Linked DNA regions of Homo sapiens: region 2 is linked to region 1. The links are chromatin loops, found by intact Hi-C in ENCODE. Cell type or tissue: Caco-2. All regions are shown on one strand. Links, peaks and the distances in the headings refer to the core of each region. The heading gives the core; the rest is flanking DNA.

Evidence for each region. A loop is a pair of places that touch in the nucleus more often than their neighbours do. Peaks named below come from ENCODE experiments on the same cell type or tissue, not always from the same donor. Only the 100,000 strongest peaks of a DNase experiment are listed, where the experiment ranks them.
Region 2: a loop joins it to region 1, with 2.2 times the contacts of the local background. A loop is called at or near these places in 6 of 110 quality-filtered maps.

Annotation. Positions count from the first base shown.
Region 1 is chr15:65,827,805-65,830,304 of GRCh38, forward strand. All of the region lies in intron 1 of LOC105370866 (a long non-coding RNA gene), which reads left to right. Among named protein-coding and RNA genes, the nearest start is that of DENND4A, 37 kb to the left of the region's middle. In Caco-2, for the core only: a CTCF peak has its summit at 1,536; no DNase peak of the experiment used is centred there.
Region 2 is chr15:65,723,719-65,733,295 of GRCh38, forward strand. DENND4A (DENN domain containing 4A) reads right to left here. Exons shown (of 33, transcript NM_001320835.1): 8 at 9,034-9,100; 9 at 7,924-7,982; 10 at 5,816-5,960; 11 at 5,354-5,529. Among named protein-coding and RNA genes, the nearest start is that of MIR4511, 9.2 kb to the left of the region's middle. In Caco-2, for the core only: no CTCF peak of the experiment used is centred there; no DNase peak of the experiment used is centred there.

The sequences.
Region 1 (2,500 bases), core at 1-2,500:
GCCACTGCACTCCAGCCTGGGTAATGGAGTGAGAGCCTGTCCCCCAACAAAAAAAAAAAAAAAAAGAGTCTCTTCATTTGAACCATCCTGACTCAAATCGTTTTCCTTTTTCTTTTTTTTTTTTCTTTTGACAGGCTCACTGCAACCTCTGTGTCCTGGGTTTAAGTGATCCTTCCACCTCAGCCTCCCGAGTAGCTGAGACTACAGGTGTGTGCCACCATGCCTGGCTAATTTTTGTATTTTTAGTAGAGATGGGTTTTTACCATGTGATATAGTTAGGCTTTGTGTCCCTACCCAAATCTCATCTTGAATTGTAATCCCCATAATCCCCATGTGTCAAGGGAGAGACCAGGTGGAGGTTAATTGAATCATGGGGGCAGTTTCCCACCTGCTATTCTCGTGATAGTGAGTTCTCACGAGATCTGATGGTTTTATAAGGGGCTCTTCCCCCGTCACTCAGCACTTCTCCTTCTGCCGCCACATGAAGAAGGTGCCTTGCTTATCCTTTGCCTTATGCCATGATTGTAAGTTTCCTGAGGCCTCCCCAGCCATGCTGAACTGTGAGTCAATTAAACCTCTTTCCTTTATAAATTACCCAGTCTTGGGCAGTTCTTTATAGCAGTATGAAAACAGACTAATACACCATGTTGCTCAGGCTGGTCCTGAACTCCTGGGCTCAAGCAATTCACTCATCTTGGCCTCCCAGAGTGCTGGGATTGTAGGCATGAGCCACTGCTCCTGGCTGAAATCCTTTTTCTTTTGGGATCCTGACAGACACAGCATTAAAGAGTACTTTTGAAATACATTTTAAAATACATTCTTGATAGATACTGTCAAATTGTATTGCAGAAAGGTCATATCAGTTTACACTCCCATTAGTAGAGTATGAAAGCCTGATGAGATGGGCTCTTGAGGTTGCAATAAACTTTTGAAGGCACTCAGTTTCCTGTTTGTTATCTAGTGCCTTCCGCTCTGATGTCACTCATATACAGAAGGTTCGGCATGGGCCATCTAAAGAAAAGTCATTCATGACACAGGTGAAAATATTGAGATAAGCAGTATTATATTATTTACAAACCTGAAATTCTAAGTGCAAGAAGAGACCCTGGATTGTGTTGTGAAAACAAGTCTTTTTGATTGATGTATAGGGAAGAACACATTCTGGCTGGGCATACAAATAGTGTGGTGTGGCTAGGGAATGTCAGCTCACATGCAGGTTACAGCATAAACATTAACCTAGGAAACCAATGGGGATGCAGTGCTGTTACCCTTAAGGTCTTAGTACTCATGTTGTGGAAGAATTCCTACTTCATCTTCCTAGTCCTGACTTTAAGAGAACAGTTTTTAGGTACATGGATTATGAGAAGCAGAAAGAATCCACAAAGACATCTTTGTGGACATTCCCTGCTTCTACTCAAATGAGAGGTAACCACTGGCATTTTAATCAATGATTGCTAGGACGGGGCTGAGATTTTAGCTAAGTGATTCCCATGTTTATCCTATAGCTGACTGGTAACACAGGTAGAAACATTGTGCTTTTCCATTTTCTTACAAAATAACGAGACACCTAGTGGGCACAACATGAAAATACCGTCATGGGAGTTGGTGAATTCAGTCAATACCCAGGTGAATGATATTTAGTAACTGCTCCAATGTTTAATTCTACAAAAGTAGTTTGGGCCAGGCATGGAGGCTCATGCCTGTAATTCCAGCACTTTAGGAGGCTTAGGCTGGTGGATTGCCTGAGCTCAGGAATTCAAGGCCAGCCTAGGCAACATGACGAAACCCTGTCTCTATAAAAAATGCAAAAATGTGTTGGGCGTGGTGACTTGCGCCTGTAGTCCCAACTACCTGGGAGGCTGAGGTGGGAGGATCACCTGAGCCTGGGGAAGTTGAGGCTGCAGTGAGCCTAGATCACACCACTGCACTCCAGTCTGGGTGACAAAGCGAGACCTAGTCCTCTTAGAGAAATACCCAGGTCCAGAAATCAGACCAACCATTGACTCATACTGGATAATTAAAATATACTTATTGTCATATATTTTAAAGCACTCATAGTTTTCAAAGTTCTTTCAACACAAAGTTTCTTTCCATAACACTAAGAACATACAATAGTCTCCCCCACTGGGCTGTGGGCTCCCTTAGAAAAGGGGCCACACCAGTTTCCTCCCAGCACAAGCCTAGTGTGTAGTACATAAAGAATACATAAAGAATAGGGGCTTTGGTAGCCCCTATTTGGTAGTTTGATGACTGAACTACCCTAGCAAGTGGGATAATTTCTGTTTTTTTTCTAGGTGAGAAAACAAAAAATCAGGCCGGGCACAGTGGCTCATGCCTGTAATCTCAGCACTTTGGGAATCTGAGGTCGATGGATCACTTGAGGCCGGAAGTTCGAGACCAGCCTGGCCAAGAGAGCGAAACCTCGTCTCTACTAAAAATATAAAAATTAGCCAGGCATGGTGATGCATGCCTGTAATGCTAGCTACTCAAGAGGCTGAGA
Region 2 (9,577 bases), core at 1-2,500, 100 kb before region 1:
CGATAACAATAATTTATAATAAAATAGAATTATAACAATATACTTTAATAAACGTTATGTGAACGTGGGCTCTCTCTCTCAAAATAACTTATTGTACTGTACTCATGTACTTTCAGACTATAGTTGGCCACAGATAACTGAAACCATGGAAAACCAGACTGTGGGTAAAGGAGGAACTATTGTATCTTTGTTTCTGGGACAGGCTCCTATAATCTCCTTTATTATAGCAATTACAACACAGTTGGTCTCTAAACCATACATGGGGTAGGAGTAGAAAAGAGCATGGTGATAAAGCATTGCAAAGCATTTGGACTTAAAGATAGCTTTAATGACTCCACTTTAAAAAAAAAAACCAGAGAGACAACGTCTCACTCTGTCACCAAGGGTGGAGTGCAGTGGCATGATCACGGCTCACTGCAGTCTTAACTCCCAGGCTCAAGTGGTCCTCCCAAGCAGGCCTCAGCCTCCCAAGCAGCTGAGACTACAGGCGCGCACCCCTACAGCCTGCTAATTTTTATTTTGTAGAGATGAGGTCTTGCTTCGTTGCCCAGGCTGGTCTTGAACTCCACATCTTAAGGAATCCTCCTGGCCTCTGCCTCTCAAAGTGTTAGGATTACAGGCAAAAGGCACTGTGACCAGCTGACTCTACTTTTTTTTGAATCGTTTTTTTTTTTTTTTATTTCAAAAGCAATGAATATTCATTTTAGAAAACTTGAAAAATGTATAGAAAAAGAAAAGAAAAGTAAAACACTCATATTTTAACCACCACAGAACAACATAGCACAGGTGTGTAGTGGAACTTGCTGAACCTTTTTATATTCCCTAAACTTCCTACAGAACAAAAAAGGGCAAATATCACTTTGAAAAGTAAACAAAGAAAAAAGAGTGGGATAAGAAAGCTTAAGCTGAACAAAAATGACTGTCTTGGAATTTGTCCCCTCTATCTTTCCACAAATGAGAATAAAAATAAAGATAGGGCAAAGTCAAACTGCAGATGTCCTGCTGTGAAGGTGTGATTACATTTACAATGTGACCAACAGGATCCTGTGTTATAGTAAGAACGCAACATAGAAACACTTTTTAAAATTATTTTCTTGATGAAACTCAGTAACACAGCTTTCCCACTGTGTCTTACCATTCACTGCATAGTGCCTGTCTTGCTAGACTTAATTATGAGTGTCTTAAGAGAAAGAAGAATATGTGGTTTGCTATTTTATTCCCAGTGCCTAGCAAAAAAAGGGCACTCGGGATATGTTTGTGGCGTAAATGAATGAACAACATCTTGGTATCATCTGATCACATCTAATTACTGTTACTTACTGCTATAATTTCTGCCTCTTTCCTTTGATATCTTCCCTCTAAAACTTGGCTGGGTAAGGGAATTTTTTGAAGTACTTGAGTTTGGTCTATGATCATCTTCTTATAAAAAAGATCATCTTATGAGTAAATGTATATTTACTCATGATGACTTCCACTTACAAGATTACTACATTATTTTATGACATACACATATTATATAGTTACCCAATAATTAGTGGTAGAAGCATTAGTTTTGGAGTCAAACAGTAATGGCTTTAAAATGCAGTTCTGACAACATAAGCTATATGCCCTTTGATAAATCGCTTAAAAATCTAAGCTTTGGTTTCCTTGTCAGAAGGGTTAATAAGAACTACCTCGGCTGGGCGCGGTGGCTCACGCCTGTAATCCCAGCACTTTGGGAGGCCGAGGCGGGCAGATCATGAGGTCAGGAGATGGAGACCATCCTGGCTAATGCGGTGAAACCCCGTCTCTACTAAAAAATTCAAAAAATTAGCCAGGTATGGTGGCGGGCACCTGTGGTCCCAGCTACTCGGGAGGCTGAGGCAGGAGAATGGCAAGAACCTGGGAGGTGGAGCTTGCAGTGAGCTGAGATCACGCCACCACACTCCAGCCTGGGCAACAGAGTGAGACTCTGTCTCAAAAAATAAAAATAAAAAAAATAAAAAAAAGAACCACCTCACAAAGTATGGAGAATAACATGAGATAACTTAGGCTACACATGTAGCTTTACACTTGGTACATACATATTAATTTCTTTCCCTTTCTTCAGAAATTTCTTCATATTTAAAAATAGTCTGTATCATATATACTTAAGACAGGGAAGGGGAAAAGAAACCAAAAATTCCATACTTGGGATTTGTTTTTCTTTCAAACTTCAGGCTGGGGCTTCAGAAATTCTAATTGAAGGAAAGTAGAAAGCTGTCAGTTCGCTAGTCTAGTCCTCCACCGGTTTGGGAGGGTGGTAATGGCAAGAATTCATGAGCACAAACAACTTATCTTTCTTTGATTCTTTAACTCATTAGTGATCAAAGCAGAAAGAAAAGAGCTCAGACCTCAGCAACTTCAAGAAAGAAAGAAAAAATAGTAAGTAGGAAGACAAAATTCTTTTTCTAATTTTTAAATTTTTTGTATAAATGGGGTCTCTTCTGGCCTCAAGTGATCCTCCTGCCTCAGCCTCCCAAAGTGTGGAGATTACAGGTATGAGTCAAGACACCTAGCTGAGAAAATTCTTTTAACAAATTAAGAGACATTGTAAGGTGGAAAATACAATTTATTACCATAATAAACACAGTATACACTCTTACCACTGTTAATTTCAATTAAAAAATATTACATCACGTAACATTAACCTGGCAAGGAAAAGTTGTATTACTTTAATGTTTAAAAGTATTAAACAGTTCTGGTAAAGAATGAAATGTTGATGGTAAAGAATCATTGAATCTATTGATGCCGTATGTAAAATGGCTTTTATGCATAAAATATATTTCATATTTTCTTGGTTAGGCTTTCCATGAATAAAAATTTTGACAGTATGCATGCTTTATAACAGAATACTCATTTTCTGCTAAACTTTTCTAATGGTTTAGGCACTTGAGGTTGTGACATGTGACAAGACTGAGAACTAATCTAAGGTTTCATAATTAAATCGAAAAGCTTTAGGCTGTCTCAGCCCTTTGGGAGGCCGAGGCAGGCAGATCACCTGAGGCCAGGAGTTCGAGACCAGCCTGGCCAACACGGTGAAAACCCCTCTCTACTAAAAATACAAAAATTATCCAGGTGTGGTGGCACACACCTGTAGTCCCAGCTACTTGGGAGGCTGAGGCAGGAGAATTGCTTGAACCTGGAAGGAAGAGGTTGCAGTGAGCTGAGATTACACCACTGCGCACTCCAGCCTGGGCAACAGAACGAGACATTGTCTCAAAAGAATAAAAAGTAAAAAATTTTTTTCAAAAAAAGCTTTAAGATAAAAAGCTCTTACTTAAAAATGGAGAAAAACTGGGTGTGGTGGCTCATGCCTGTAATCCCAATGCTTTGAGATGCCAAGGGGGGAGGATCACATGAGGTCAGGAGTTCCAAACCAGCCGGGACAACACTGCAAGACCCCTTCTCATTTTAAAAAATTAGCCAGGCATGACCGGGCGCGGTGGCTCACACCTATAATCTCAGCACTTTGGGAGGCTGAGGCAGGCGGATCACGAGGTCAGGAGATCAAGACCATCCTGGCTAACATGGTGAAACCCCGTCTCTACTAAAAATACAAAAAAATTAACCAGGCATGGTGGCGGGTACCTGTAGTCCCAGCTACTTGGGAGGCTGAGGCAGGAGAATGGTGTGAACCCAGGAGGCGGAGCTTACATTGAGCTGAGATCGCATCACTGCACTCCAGCCTGGGTGACAAAGCGAGACTCCGTCTCAAAAAAAAAAAAAAAAAAAAAAAATTTAGCCAGGCATGGTGGTACACACCTGTAGTCCTAGCTACCTGGGAGGCTGAGGCAGGAGGATTGCTTGATCCCAGAAATTTGGCAGTGAGCTATGATCATGCTACTGCACTCCAGCCTGAGTGACAGAGTAAGACCCTGTCTCTTTTTAAAAAAGGAGAAAAACCTACTTCACATTTACATATTTAAGTGTAAAAGCTGTACCAGCTTTTGGGCTTTATTAGACTAAATCATAGTTATTATAAACATGTCCTGTGGGTGCAATGTGGACAGTGCATCAATTTCCTCTTCCCTGAATAGATTAAGTATGATTAAATTTAAAATAAGGGACACAAAACAATACAGAATTATAAAAAGGCTTTAAAAATAGTTCCGATAGCTATAACTTACATATAAATTCAGTGCAAAGAAATGAAAACATAAAACCCTTGCATCCCTAGGGTGTAAAGATAATGAAATTATGTATAATTTAAAACTTATTTTAAAATTTTAAAGCATTATTTTACTATGATGAGTTTTTTTTGTTTGTTTTTTTTTGTTTTTTTCTTTTGAGACAGAGTCTCCCTCCGTTACCCAGGCTGGAAAGCAGTGGTGCAATCTCGGCTCACTGCAGCCTCCGCCTCCCGGGTTCAAGCGATTCTCCTGCCTCAGTCTCTGGAGTAGCTGGGATTACCTGCCACCACGTCCAGCTAATTTTTGAATTTTTAGTAGAGACAGGGTTTTACCATGTTGGCCAGGCTGGTCTCGAACTCCTGACCTCAAGTGATCCGTCCACCTTGGCTTCCCAAAGTGCTGGGATTATAGGCGTCAGCCACCACGCCCAGTCTATATTTAAGTATTCTAATAGTATTATAAAAGACTAGAAATAGGATTGAAATATTAATCAAAGAATGGTGTTTTAATTCAATTTGTGATTTCACCTATACTCATATCATTAAAGGGAAATAAACTTTTTCTATTTCTAACCTCAATTTCCCTTTGGCTAAATTTCTTTTTCTTTTTTTCTTTTTCTTTTTTTTTTTTTGAGACAGAGTTTCACTGTTGTTGCCCAGGCTGGAGTGCAGTGGCGCGATCTCAGCTCACCACAACCTCCACCTCCCGGGTTGAAGCAATTCTCCTGCTTCAGCCTCCCGAGTAGCTGGGATTCCAGGCATGCGCCACCACGCTCAGCTAATTTTGTATTTTTATTTTTAGTAGAGATGGAGTTTCTCCTTGTTGGTCAGGCTGGTCTCAAACTCCTGACCTCAGGTGATCCGACCACCTTGGCCTCCCAAAGTGCTAGGATTACAGGCATGAGCCACCGCGCCCGGCCCCCTTTGGCTAAATTTCTAAGCAAGCCTAACATTAAAATGTTTCTTAAATATTGAAAGCCTGAGGATGAAAGGTATAGTCCTTCCAACAAAACCTTCTTTAATACTCTAAATCTACTCCATTGACGCATAATAAGGTCTGATTCAAAGACGGTGATTACCCCACATAACAAGGAAAACAATATATCTTAAAAGAATCCTACTTAACAATCATAAAATATACAGTTACATACATATGCTACAAAGTTGTAAAATATACATGTAGAATCACTAAAATGTACTTACTGAGAAATAGTGTTGGTATCTACATCAACACAACTGACATCTGGTGGAGGATCATAGAGATCAAAGTATCTTGAATCAATCCCTACTATGAATGGACATGGTGCACTCAAGACATCTGCTAAAGCCAGTGGGCAGAGAGGAACATACGGGCATGGCCAGTGGAAAGGGAAAATCATCTTGGATAAACAAAAGATAGGAGAGAATTTAGCTTTTTAACACTGAAGCATAATTTATCAGCACACACAAAAAACTGTCTTTTAAGTATTATCTAAAGCCTAATGCCTGATAATGAATGAAATAATTATAACTAGAGTTAATGGTCAGGAAATCAAAACTGCTTTCAAAAAACACAAATTCATTACTCTCTGAATTTTAGTTAAGTTATATTAAAATGGCTTTAAGTTATATAAATAAACTAAGTTTAAACTAAATTGACTGCCAATAAGAAACTGTGATACTCACAGACACTAATGCTTCTGTCACACTAGTAAGCACGGATGGCCGTAGGGAATGGATAAGAATTTTATGTTCTGTTACTGCAAACACCAGTAGTGTCACAGCATTTTCAGGGCCTAAATTCTGCAGTAGTGTTGAAAACTTGCCACCACTGTCAATCCAAACAAAAATATATAATTAAAAAATAATGATCCAAACACCTCATTATCTAAAACAATGGGCAAAAGTAGTTGATTAGAGTAGGATTTGTATTATATATGTTGATTAGGGTACAATTTGTATTATATATTCACCGTTAAACATGATTGCTGCTATGATGCAGGGAAAACACTGCATCACAAACACACTATGAAAACAATGCAGTTTTAGGAGATTCCAAAATCATTCTTTTGTACTGTATTCAATATGGAAAATGAAAAGTCATCTGCTTCATTTCATATAAAAACATCTGTCATATAATGTCCAAATAAAGAATGCAATTTATAAAAGGGATGCTTTGATTGAAAGCAAATCCTTAAATGGAAGTTTTTGAACATGGCCTATCTTCCACTGTAATTATCAGAAAAACCATATGACTTACAGGCCCACTTCCCTTAAGGTAAATACACATTAAAACTTAATTTTGTGAATAATCTTTACTACTGTAATGATAATAGTAATAGGAAATCAAGAGGTACAAGATGATAAGATACACATACAAAGCAAGTTAATAATGAAAACAATAAACTTAGGCCTTCTATATAGTAACAAAATACTGAACTGACAAAGTAAATAAATAGTTCAGTAAGCCAGCAAGTATTTTGTTTATATAATGCTAAACAACTAGTTTCACTGGAATAATCTTTTAAATAAAGCAAAACTAATAACAAAAGCCTCTTGGTGAAATGAAAACATATGTCCACAAAAAAATCGGGGTAAGTTCATAGTAGCCAAAATGTGGAACTATCCCAAATGTCTATCAACTGATAAACAGATACATAAAACGTATATCCATACAATGAAATATTATTTGGCAATAAAAAGAAGTACTGATACATGAGGCAACATAGATAGACCTTGAAAACATTAATCTAAGTCAAAGAAGCCAGACTACATATTGTATGATTCCATTTATATGAAATGTACAGTATAGACAGATCTATAGAGACAGAATGTAGATTAGTGGTTGACTAGGGCTGCAGAGGGGTATGAGTATGTTAGAGATGGGAGGAATTAAGGAGGTTAACTGCCGAAGGGTAAAGAGTTTCTTTTTAGGGTGACGAAAATGTTCTAAAATTTATTACAGTGATAGCTGCAGAACTCTGTGAATATAATTATTGAATCATACACTTTAATTGGGTGAATTACATGATATGTGAATTATATCTCAATAAAGCTGTTACCTAAAAAAGTCCTTTATGTAATTTAGAGTGACATACATAGTCTCACTCATTGTTTCTAGTTTATTTTCAGCTCAAACAAAGGTTAAGAAAACATTTGTCACTCTGGGCTGAGAGCTAGTGATGAAATAATCTGCAATTCTTACAAAATTAATGTCAAAGATGGCAGCTAGTCTCCCTTAGGTATCTCCTATATAACTTAATCAGACTGTAACCATTTCTCTGATGAAAAAATTACACAGCTAATCAAATTTCAAGAAAGGATACTGTAGAGAAAACATACTTAATGATTTCTCTGAACTTCTAAGGTAAGAAAATACATTGTCCTATTCTACAATTTAATAATTAGAACTATTTTTTTTCTTTTGGGTAAAATTTAAAATTAATTGCATTTTAAAAAGAAAAAATTAATTGCATTTGAATGTTCTTCAGAGGTTAATTAAAGCTAAAAATAACTGTTCTCATCATCTACATACATAAATACACACACACACACACTTACACAATAGTAGGTATTTGATGATAATAGATACACAAAATACAAAACACTATTAGAAAAGTTTCCTTTTTTCATTAATAACTGCAACCCAAACATTAAGTAAAAGGAATTTAGAGAAGTAGTAGTTAAATGAGAAGTATTTCCATCAATATTTGAAATTTTAGCTAGGAAAAATAAAATATTTGAATGTTATGCTAGATTGAGAGAAAAATAAATAGAAATGAGGTTTTACTTGCCTTAGTGGAAGAGGTGAAGACACAGGCTGACTGAGAATCAGATTATCATGTGGTGATAACTGGAAGAAGATTTAAAATAAAGAATTTGAAACATAAAGATGAACTTTAAAACACCACTTTCTGTTAAAAATATATAAAATAATGATTATGCCCATGAAGTTTCAGTATATCCATTTACCAGTATCAGAACACTTTGTATCACTCACTAAGATCTTGAAAAACATGTCCTGACCCCTTTCAACTACTAATTCTTCTTACTGTGAATCCTCTTTTCTTCTGTCCTCAATGGTTTCCCCTGATGCCATTTTAACAAATTCACACTGAAAGACTAAATTATTCATTTAATACCATAATACCAGGGTCAAAAAACCTATGGCCTACATGGCAAATCCATAGATTGCCTGTTTTTGTAAATAAGGTTTTACTGAAATATAGGCATGCTCATTATTTACATATTACCCAGCTGCTCTTGTGCTGTAACAGAAGAGCTGAATAGTTGTGACAGAGATCAGATGACAAGTAAAGACTAAAATATTTAGTGTATGACCAATAACCAAAAAAGTTTGTTAACTTCCATCATAAAACAATCTTTTGTGTGTATTTAAACTGAATGTGTTATGTATATTCTTACACTACATTCCAGGAAACAAGACAGAAATCACATGTGGATATTCAGACTGAATATAAAGCTCAAAATATTATTTTTCTAGATATTTTATCTGTATCAATATAATAATGTAATTACTCTTATCTATGTTTTGAAATTTATGCACACACAACTTTCCCTTAACTTATTAAATAACTGCCAAAGGCACAAACTTTCAAATACCTACAACAAATTTAGGGGAAAAAAGTTCCTTTCTGTGTATTCAAAATGTCTACTTCAACCTACTTCTTTAATTCTTGAACCCGTTCTCTAAGAAAAGCAGGAGATGTCTGGGAGGAGTTAATAAAACATTAAGGGCCCAAACTACAACAGGTAATAGTATCTGGTTCTCTCTAAATCTCATTAGGTTTTTTTCCTCATTCAGAATTGTTATTCTTATGTTACATTTTGACAGAGCCAATAACAACTCATAGGTCCCCCAATCAAAAACAAAAAAACCTTACCTGAACTAAAATCCGTGGTCTCTGAGGAGATGGAAAAGGAACTTTATGCATAAAATGAGAAATATGCCTTGAAAACAAACAAAAGTGTAAGTGATTCCAAAGTGAACGTCATATGCTATAAAGCTCAACATGTCATCACAAGTCCAAGTTGAGTCAAAGCCCTGTGTCCCTATTATTTTGAAATCCCTAATACTATGAAAACAAGTGAACAACCAAAAATCATTCATCCCATTAAAGTTGCTTCTGCCTAAACCCAGTGACTTTTCACATTAATAGGCATTCACATTCAACAATATTTGTTATCACTGTCTTAAAAGTCTGTTTAACTTTTACCTAGATAGTATGCAATATATCAGTGATGTGGAAATTACCCAAAAAGTAAATTCTTACATTTACAATATGCTTTTTAGTCAATTGCTTGTCTTATGTACAACAAACACTTAAGGTGCTCCAGAAAAAATGAAACAGTTTAATACTTCTAAAAACTGAACAGTATTCTTTCTATTAATAATACGTTAAAAATTATATTACTGATTTTGTAGGT